Regions from separate parts of the Homo sapiens genome. Here region 1 is linked to region 2. A link is a contact called in ENCODE Hi-C or POLR2A ChIA-PET data. All regions are on one chromosome and are shown on one strand. Each heading gives the region's core, a stretch centred on a gene start or an enhancer-like site at or near the end of the contact. The rest is flanking DNA. Distances are from core to core; before and after follow the strand shown.

Region 1 (5,448 bases), core at 2,944-5,443, 290 kb before region 2:
CACCTGAGGTCGGGAGTTCGAGACCAGCCTGACCAACATGGAGAAACCCCGTCTCTACTAAAAATACAAAATTAGCCGGGTGTGGTGGCACATGTCTGTAATCCCAGCTACTCGGGAGGCAGAGGCAGGAGAAATGCCTGAACCCGGGAGGTGGAGGTTGCGGTGAGCCGAGATCATGTCATTGCACTCCAGCCTGGACAACAAGAGTGGAACTCCGTCTCAAAAAAAAAAAAAAAAAAAAAAAAGATACACTGTAGGCTGGGCTCAGTGGCTCATGCCTATAATCCCAGTACTTTGGGAGGTCAAGGTGAACTGATCTCTTGAGGTCGGAAGTTCAAGACCAGCCTGGCCAACATGGTGAAACCCCATCTCTACTAAAAAATACAAAAAGTAGCTGTGTGTGGTGGCATGCGCCTGTAATCCCAGCTACTCAGGAGGCTGAGGCAGGAGAATCGCTTGAACTCGGGAGGTGGAGATTGCAGGTGAGCCGAGATTGCGCCACTGCACTCCAGCCTGAGTGACAGAGACCCTGTCTCAAAAAACAAAACAAAAAACAAACAAAAATGATACAATGTTATTCTGAGAATGGTATCTGAAAATTGAAGCCCTGCTTATAGGAAATGGATGGGAAAGCAACAATCTTCAAAGAAGACATTTCTGGAGTTCATGGGAAGACTTGCTACATTTTCTATGTTGCACATTTGCCACATGGCTTTCTGCCTCCTCTGCTCCCAGGAAGGCAGTCTTAGATGTTTACTATCTTGGCCACTCTACAAAAGAAGCCTTTCCATAAGCAATTTACCAAAGCTGCCAAAGTGCAGGAGCAGGTGGGCTGCGGAGCTTTCACACACCTCCTCCCAGCTTCTGGGCAAACTACAAGGTCAAACTCAAGAGGTATAACAAATTTTGGTGTCTGAGGTTGTTTCTGTGGTTGTTTTCCCAGAGATTATTTTGCTATGTTGCCCAGGCTGGCCTCAAACTCCTGGGCTCAAATGATCCTTCTGCCAAGACCTCCTGAGTAGCTAGGATTACAAACCACCGTGCCTGGCTTGAGGTTGGGTTTTGATGTACTAGGACACTCTTTTGAGGCTATTTGGGTTAAAGCTTAAGTTGACATAGGTGTTCCATTTAAACAAGCAGGGAATCACTTTTTTTTTTTTTTTTTTTTGAGACGGAGTTGCACTCTGTCACCCAGGCTGGAGTGCAGTGGCACGATCTTGGCTCACTGCAACCTCTGCCTCCTGGGCTAGTGATTCTCCTGCCTCAGCCTCCCGAGTAGCTGGGGCTACTGATGCATACCACCACACCTCGCTAATTTTTACATTTTTAGTAGAGACGGTGTTTCACTATGTTGGCCAGGCTGGTCTTGAGCTCCAGATCTCAAGAGATCCACCTGCCTCGGCCTCCCAAAATGCTGGGATTACAGGTGTGACCACCACGTGGGAACCACTTTCTTTATCCACACTTATACTAAGAACAGATTTTAACAATTTGGAAATACAGTATCTATGTATCGGTAGCAGCAAGCACGGTGGGAAAAAGCACAGCCTTTGGAGCCAGACTGCTTGGGTCCAGTACTGGTTTGGCTGCTTCTTACTGGCTATGTAATCTGAGGCAATTAGCCTCGTGTGTGCCTCAGTTTTCCTATCTGTAGAACAGGGTCATAGTAAGACCTATCTCACAGGCCCAGTGTGAGGGCTAACGGGATTAATATGTGTTAAGTACACAGAAGGGCATAATAAGCTTTTTAGTGTTAACTGTAACTGTGATCTTGACATACAGTGATGCAGAGGTACAACCATTCAACCTGGGCTTTCCAGATGAACCCGTACTTTAAGGGGCCATCAGACCTTATGTCCTGAATCTGGTTTGGGAAATATAGTCATTATTCTAGGGCCATTCCAAACCCCATGAGAAGGCATACCCTATACACCAAGGGCAGAGTCTCAGAGATGAGAAACCTCTTTTAAATAGACCTGCAGGGGCTCAAGATTTCTCTCCCGGATGACTATGTATAAGCCACGAACTAGTAATTATAAGCCACTAATTAGTATTTGCACCTGGGACACGGCTGCTGGTGGGTGTAACTTGCAAAGCATATTAGCGTGTCCCTGTTGTTGGTTTTGGTACACAGAAAACTCCAGCCCTGAAGGCTTCCTAGTCCTGAATTATTTAGAGAATGGTATCAACACTGCTTTGAGACTGAACTTGCATTTCATGGGTGTTAAAGCAAAGTCAGCTGAGGGTGGGGGAATGTAGATTGGTACAAACTTTTGGGGGGACATTTGGTACTAACATTTGAAATGGTTATACGCTTTTGATCTGGCACTCCAACCTTTTAAGACCTATTGCATAGAAACGTTTCGGTATGCAAAGTTATGTCTGAGAATCATTGAAAAACCATTGGAAATTAGAAACAAGTCAATGGAACCATCAATAAACAAATGATTAAGCTGCAGTTTACCCAAACAATGGAAGCCATGCCATCATCACAAAGGAAGAGATCTGTGAGTACTGATATGAGTGTCTCCAAGGTATATGACTCAGAAAAAATGATGCGGGGCACTATTTGGGGTAATAAAATATGGTAATAAATAAAGATCTAGAGGGATTTTGCACCAGTTGTCAGTGGTAATCTTGGGCAGGAGTTGAGGTGAGATCGTGGGAATTTTTCTTTCTTTGGAAATACGGTATCTCTTGGGCAGCAGCAATGCACAGTGTAAAAAGCACAGCCTTTGGAGAAAGACTACCTGGGTCCAAATACTGGTTTGGCTACTCCTTACTGGTCATGTAATCTGGGCAAGTAATTTGCCTCTTGTGTGCCTCAGTTTTCCCATCTGTAGTCATAGTAAGACCTATCTCAGAGTGTGAGGGTCAAGGGAATTAATATGTATCGTGCTGGGCACAGTGGTTCACACCTGTAATCCCAGCACTTTGGGAGGCCGAGGCAGGTGGATCTTTTGAGCCCAGGAGTTTGAGACCAGACTGGGCAACATGGCGAAACCCTGTCTCTACTTTTTAAAAAATACGAAAATTAGCCAGGCGTGGTAGCACGCCCCTGTAGTCCCAGCTACTCGGGAGGCTGAGGCAGGAGAATTGCTTGAACCCGGGAGGTAGAGGTTGCTGTGAACCGAGATTGCACCACTGCACTCCAGCCTGGACAACAGAGCAAGACTCCGTCTAAAAAAAAAAATTAGCTCAGTGTGGTGGTGCACGTCTGTAGTTTCAGCTACTCAGGAGGCTGAGGTGGGAGGATCACCTGAGCCTGAGAAATAGAGATTTCAGTGAGCTGTGATTGTGCCACTGCACTCCAGCCTGGGTGACAGAGAGAGACTGTCTCCAAAAAAAAAGTGCCAAGTGCACATATTACAAACTACAGATACATTAAACTTGTTCTAAGTCACATCACGTATCATCTGAAAATGTACACAAATACGCACAGCAGCCAGGCATTGTACCTGCGGGCTGTACCACTCCTCAGACTGGAGGGCAGAGGGCCAGCACGGGGGAGGTGGTAGGCAGCGCCGACCATGTGTCAGTGGAGCACAAACGCCTTCTTGGTGGGCCCCACGTGTTGGGATTCATGTGTATATGTGAGTACCTGAGTTTGCATCTCAAACTCTACTCTGCTTGAAAGGCTTGTACTTCTGTACTCACTTTGTGGGAAGAAGCTCCATTGTATTCAACAGATGTTCAAAACATTTCATGGAGGGTCTTCCGATGTAGTAAACAGGCTCCTGGCTGCGACCCAGCAGACTTGGAGCCAAATCCCACCAAGGGAGGATGTCAAGAGCCTGCCTCCCTGTTCTTCAAGATTGTTGTGAGAATCAGACAAGCTTATGGATGGAAAATGACTTTCCAAAATAAAGGAAATGCAAACACTGATCTTGCAACACTGTGTTACAAAGAACCGCAGAGGGCACTCTGGAGGAGGGGCACAAAAACTGAGGCCTGGTAGCGTGGAGCTACGGACTCCCTATGAAGAACTGGGGAGGACAACAGGGGATGACCTCCCTAATGATGTTTCAGCTTTCCAGGGCCGAAGGTGGGGTCTGCATTCCCCTCTCACCTTGCCAGCCTGTGCAGAGGGCGCTGAGCACAGCCCTGAGCTCTGCCTGCAGGAAAGAGGCAGCACCGGGTATTGTAAGGAGCAACACAGGTTCCCAACCCCCAAGCGGTGATTCAGTTCCAACAGAGTGGAGCATGGCAGGCAGAGGTGCCGCGCACTGCAGTGTGGCTGCTGCATGTGACTGCAGCATGTCTGTAGCTGCAGAGCTTGCTGAGGACACAGCCAGGCCCTCTGAGGTCAAAGCTGCTGCTGGGGGAAGGGGCGTATTGGGGAAGAAGACCCCTCATAGTCAGGGAAATGTGGCACCTCTCACAGCTCCGGTTTCTGACTCTCTCCCTTTGCCACAGAAATTCTGGCCGAGATTTTAGATTTCTGTGCAAAGACTGCAGAAGCTTATCTGGTTTTGCACAGGTCAGATGACTCATCTCTCGACTTATCAATTGATCCACTTTCACATGTTGTAGCCAGCCCTCCAATGCGGCAAACAGTTGGGTGAGAGGCACAGTCAGGTGGCAGGCAGCACTTCATTCAGTCACCCTCGCAGACAAAGAGACAAAACAGGTGGATGGACCCAGGGTAGATCAACACGCTTGCTCTCCTTTTTGAGCCAAAGAGGAGAAACTGCTGCTACCAGAGAAGAGGAGCTGAAACAACAGAGCCACCGAGGCCAAGTTGGGGGGTGGCATGAAAAGGGCTGGGGATCACTGCTTCCTTTTTATGGAGGGGAAAAAACTGGCTGGGTATGGTTATATGCATTTCTTTTATTTTTTCCATTTTGGGGACAGGGTCTCACTCTGCTGCCCAGGCTGGAGTGCAGAGGTGCAGTCACAGCTCACTGCTGCCTCAAACTCCTGGACACAAGCGATCCTCTTACTTCAGCACCCCTTCCTCCTGAGACCTGCTCTTACCTCTGGGCCTTGGCACTTGCTGTTCCCATTACCTGGAACACTCTTTCCCCATTATTTTAGTGCTCATTAATTCACCTGATCGTTATTCAAATAGCAACTTCTCAGCGAGGCTACCTCTGAACAACAAATCTCAACTTACTGTTCCCACGCTCCTCCCTCCTGACTTTATTTTCTCCATAGCATCTCTCACCACTTTACTTTTTTTTCTTGTCTTTTCTTTTTTTTTTTTTTTTTGAGATGGAGTCTTGCTCTTCATCCAGGCTGGAGGGCAGTAGCACAGTCTCACTCACTGCAACCTCTGCCTCCTGGGTTTAAGTGATTCTCCCGCCTCAGCCTCCTGAGCAGCTGGGATTACAGGCGCGCCCAACCACACCTGCCTAATTTTTGTATTTTTAGTAGAGACAGGGTTTCGCCATGTTGGCCAGGCTGGTCTCAAACTCCTGACCTCAGGTGATCCGCCTGCCTCAGCCT
Region 2 (5,115 bases), core at 1-2,500:
CAATCTTCAAAATTCACTGCAGGGCAGAAATCACAGAGATTAGGAAATTGGACAGATTAAAGACAAGAGCATTCCTTCTCCAAAGAGCGAACTTGTGGGAAGACTCCCACAAAACCAAACACAACCAAAACAAACCATAATCTGGTGACAGAACAACAAAGCTATCACCATAATGTTCTTCACAACTACAGGATGACTTCCTTGTGCTCTGATTTCTTTCTCATCTTCTTGTCAATTGAAAATATTATCTTGTCTAGAAAGTAACTTCTCGACTGGGCACAGTGTCTCATGCCTGTAACCCCAGCATTTTGGGAGGCCAAGGTGGGCAGATCACTTGAGGTCAGGAGCTTGAGACCAGCCTGGCCAACATGATGAAACCCTGTCTCTACTAAAAATACAAAAAAAAATTAGCCAGGTTTAGTGGCAGGCGCCTGTAATTGCAGCCACTTGGGAGGCTGAGGCAGGAGAATCTCTTGAACCTGTAAGGTGGAGGTTGCAGTGAGCTGAGATTGCGCCACTGCACTCCAGCCTGGGCAACAGAGCGAGACTCCATCTCAAAAAATAAATAAATAAAAGTAACTAAAACTTTAAAAAGTATTAATACTCTAAAACTGGAGAAGCTGTGGTTGAAGCATCTACACTATACATTAGAATCTCAAAGGACTCATTCAAATAGGTAACCATCAAGCTATATGCCAGACACTGTGTTGGACTGTGAGGACAAAATCGTGACGAAGATACTTAAGGTTTCTGCTCTCATTGAGTTTACACTACTGAGGAAGAGATGGACAAAGACAGAAACTTAAAATTTCAGGCAGTGGTAATAGGTAAAAAGAAATTAAAATAAAAGAGGGTGATATAAGAGTGGCAGAGGAGAAGGGAGTTTGCTGAAGATGTAACATCTATTGCATGGTGAGGGCAGGCCTTTCTGAGGTAGGCCCATCTGAGCTGGGACCTGAAGGAGCCAGCCTTGCAGAAGCCTGGCTCAAAGAAGCTTCCAGGCAGAGGGGAGCAGTCGATAAGACCATTCATTCTAGGAAACTCTCAGCTTGGCCTGTTTTCCTCCCTTTCAAATAATTGTCCGATGGAATTTCTATTTCATCCAAGTTCTCTTTTATAAAAATTCCTGCCGTCCTATCTTACAAGGCTAGACAGGAGGATCAGGTTTCTGCCAGAAAGCCCTTGAAGCCATCCCTGACGCCTAGGCAGCAGTTTTCATTTCTTCCATCAGGGGCCACCCTTGCAAACATTTCTGAAGCCAATAGCCCTGCCCTTGCCAGAGAAAAATAAGACCACGTTTGGGGGTGAGAGGGGAAGTAACAGATTTTCTCCATTTTGAAGATGAAACTGAGGCTCACAGAGGTTAAGAAATTTACCTGACATCCTGTAACTATTAAATGGCAGAGCTGAGACAGCCCTTTAACATGGGTTAGTCTCATGGTTGGCTCTTCCTCTCTCTGGAGAGACCCTATTAAGGCCTTGGTTTTTTTTTTTTTAAATAATATTTTCATAGAGATGGGATCTTGTTATGTTGCCCAGGCTGGTCTTGAACTCCTGGACTCAACCAGTCTTCCTGCCTCGGCCTTCCAAAGTGCTAGGATGACAGGCATAAGCCAGTGTGCCCAGCCAACCTTGGTTTTTTTTTTTTTTTTAATTATTATTACTATTAATTTTTTTTGAGACAGTCTCGCTCTGTTGCCGAGGCTGGAGTGCAGTGGCACGATCTCGGCTCACTGAAACCTCCGCCTCCTGGGTTCAAGCAATTCTGCCTCAGCCTCCCGAGTAGCTGGGATTACAGGCATGTGCCATCACACCTGAATAATTTATGTAATTTTAGTAGAGACAGGGTTTCACCATGTTGTCCAGGCTGGTCTCAAACTCCTGACCTCAGGTGATCCATCCACCTCGCCTCCCAAAGTGCTGGGATTACATGAATGAGCCACCACACCCGGCCCCAACCTTGGTTATTTTTAAAAGGAAGATTATATTAGTTTATAGATAGATTATACCTATAATCTATCTATTCAAAGCCCTACCCTTTGAGAAGTGACAGTATGAGAGGGAGCCCCAACCTGAATTCCAGGTGCTCATAAGACTCATTATCTCCTCATGCAACCTGATCCCCTGGGCTGATTATAGGAAATTATAGGAAAGATTGAAAGGTTCTCCAGCTCCAGTCTTGATCTCTAAGACTGAGATCAGAGGCTACCCCATGCAATAGCTAGGAGTCTGCTACCTGGCAAATAAACTGAGCAACGAAACCAGGAAGAGCTCGTTCATACGAAGGGAGCTGTGTCATTCAAAGAGTCGCCCACCTGACCCTCCCTCCCAGTTTGTTTAAAAAATAAAAATAAAAAATCACCACCATGCCCCAACCCCTACCTTCTCAGCCCTTAGACTGGGTCTACAACTCACTTCCGCAACTTGAAGGAAAGGATGGGGTGAGCAGGGGGAGCCGTAATAAATGATGGGAAGACAGAGACAAGGAAAAAGGGCTGGACCCAGGGTCTGCGACTGGATTATAAAACCAGATTCTGCCATGTTCTTGCTGGGTGGCCTTAGCAAATTGCTAAACCTCTATGGGCCTTGGCCTTCTCTACTATAACATAAAGGTTATCACCACTGTTTGAGTCTACCTCTTTAGGGTTTTGTGAAGACCAAGACAGTGAATGGGATGACATTTTCTAAGTTAAAAAGCAATGAAAGTAGAAGAGATGACTATTATTCCTGTGTATTTGGGTAGACAAGTGTTTGTTAACTGAACAGCTGAGCCATAAGATGATGAAAGAATCAAGAAGAAATGCCAAGTCCTTAAAGGATGGGCAGATACCATCCTTTTAAGTCTAAAATAGGAATTTCTTTTCAAACTAGCAAAACCAGATGCTCTTCAAAGAGTCCTCCCCCACCCCCAGCAGAAGTAATGGGGCAACTAGGTCATCTTTAGGGGCTTGTCATGTAAACAGGGAATGAAGGCTGCACTGAATTCCTTTCTCCAGCCTTCCCAAATTTAGACAGTGAAAGTTGAGACAAGCATGATTGGACTTGCCAAGGGTGGCGGCCTGAAAAAATGAAAATGGTTTTGCAAATAACTTGATCCAAGGCACTTAACCTGCTTTGGGGCACCTCATCTTAATGGTGGTTAAGCCCTACCCTTTGAGAAGTGACAGTATGACGAGGAGCCCCAACCTGAATTCCAGGTGCTCATAAGACTCATTATCTCCCCATGCAACCTGATCCCCTGGGCTGATTATAGGAAATTGTAGGAAAGATTGAAAGGTTCTTCAGCTCCAGAAAGGCTCTGGGAAGCTCACTGTCACGCTGGCAAGGGCTGGGTTGTCTCTGAGCCCAGCAAGTGGGAGGAAAGAAGAATGGCAAAATGTTGAAACTGGAGGATCAGAATACGGGGACTGGGTATATTTCAACATGCCCATAAAAAAAGCTAACAAAAATAAAGCTAACAAGGGTCTAAGTGTTCTTTAACCCAGTATGCCCACCTTTCATAAACTTATTTGGTGACTTGGTGTAAAAACCAAATCCCAACAAAAGAAGCTAAGACCCCACTCCCCACTACTGGCCATCTCCATGTGGGAAAGTCTTTTTTTTTTTTGAGACAGAGTGTCACTCTGTCACCCAGGCTGGAGTGCAATGGTGCAATCTGGGCTCACTGCAACCTCTGCCTCCCAGATTCAAGCAATTCTCCTGCTTCAGCCTCCCGAGTAGCGGGGATTACAGGTGCACACCACCACGCCCAGCTAATTTTTGTATTTTTAGTAGAGACAAGGTTTCACCATGTTGGCCAGGCTGGTCTCGAACTCCTGACCTCAAGTGATCTGCCCGCCTCTGCCTCCCAAACTGCTGGGATTATAGGTGTGAGCCACTGTGCCCAGCTGGGAAAGTCTTTTCATTACAATATCATCACCATCATCAAAAACTGCAGCCTCAACTAAGCTTCAATTAGCTTTTATGAACTATTTTATTCAGATTTTATTTAATTTTATTTGTGTGCTTTTTGAGACAGGTCTCTGTCACCTAGGGTGGAATGCAGTGGTGCAAACACTGCTCACTGCAGCCTTGGCTTTCGGGGCTCAAGCAATCCTCCTGCTTCAGCCTCCTGAGTAGCTGGGGCTACAGGTACATGCCACCATGCCTGGCTAATTTTATTTATTGTAGAGATGGGGTCTGACTACGTTGCCCAGGCTGCTCACAAACTCCTGGGCTCAAGCCATCTTCCCGCTTTGGCCTCCCAAAGTGCTGGGATTACAGAAGTGAATGACTGAGCCCAGCCTCATTTTAATTTTTTGAGAAAGGGTTTTACTCTGTCACCCAGGCTAAAGTGCAGTGGCACAAACGCTAGCTCACCGCAGCCTCAGCTTCCTGGGCTCAAACCATCCTCCCACCTCATCCTCCAGAGTAGCTGAGACTACAGGTGTACTCCACCGCAGCAAATTTTTAATTATTGTTTGTAGGGACAGGGTCTCGCTATGATGCCAAGCCTGGTCATGAACTTCTGACCTCAGGTGATCCACCTGCCTCAGCCTCCCAAAGTTCTGGGATTACAGGCATGAGCCATCATGCTTGGCCTATTTTATTAGTATTTTAAACATGTGTAGAATATTAATGTGCCATGCTCTATTTTAAGCATGTGCTGCCACACCCAGCTAATTTTTGTATTTTTTGTATTTCAGCAAAAAATGTAATTTTATGTTTACAGGACTAGATGGGGTTTTGCCACGTTGCCCAGGCTGGTCTTGAACTCCTGGCCTCAAGCGATCCACCAACCTCAGCCTCCCAAAGTGCTGGGATTACAGATACAAGTATTGTGCCTGGCCAGGAGGCAGTTTGAAAACAACAACAACATATTTTCCTTATATATCCTTGTATTACTTGGCCTGTTACAATTAGAATGAATTCTTTTTTTTTTCATGACAAAAACTAGTAAGAATGACTTTTAAAAAGTGTTTTTAATACTCTGTCATCCCTGCATGCTGCTATTAAACCTACGGTGCCCCACTTTCTAGCCTACTGGGCAAAAGTAGCTTTCAAGAGAGGACCCCAAGAGAGATGACTGATGTTCAAATACAAATGAAACCCAAGTTCATGAAAAGCTTTTGGTCC

What was found. A loop is a pair of places that touch in the nucleus more often than their neighbours do. ChIA-PET counts read pairs that join two places held with the same protein, here RNA polymerase II (POLR2A). Pooled maps may share reads with other maps.
Region 1: a pooled map shows a loop between it and region 2 (2.2-fold over the local background). The contact joins two enhancer-like sites. A Hi-C loop is called at or near these places in 1 of 50 pooled maps. POLR2A ChIA-PET finds 5 or more read pairs at or near these places in 3 of 52 experiments (BJ, H1 and activated CD4-positive, alpha-beta T cell).

The regions. Positions count from the first base shown.
Region 1 is chr16:69,088,321-69,093,768 of GRCh38, reverse strand. It overlaps a transcript of HAS3 not described here. Among named protein-coding and RNA genes, the nearest start is that of HAS3, 15 kb to the left of the region's middle. RefSeq lists enhancers at 3,818-4,695, 4,568-4,797. Within about 2 kb of position 4,193, at least 9 of the 41 ENCODE cell types and tissues checked have a DNase peak (open chromatin) inside an H3K27ac peak, as active enhancers do.
Region 2 is chr16:68,796,571-68,801,685 of GRCh38, reverse strand. CDH1 (cadherin 1) reads right to left here. Exons shown (of 16, transcript NM_004360.5): 3 at 1-16. Among named protein-coding and RNA genes, the nearest start is that of TANGO6, 44 kb to the left of the region's middle. Within about 2 kb of position 1,250, at least 6 of the 41 ENCODE cell types and tissues checked have a DNase peak (open chromatin) inside an H3K27ac peak, as active enhancers do.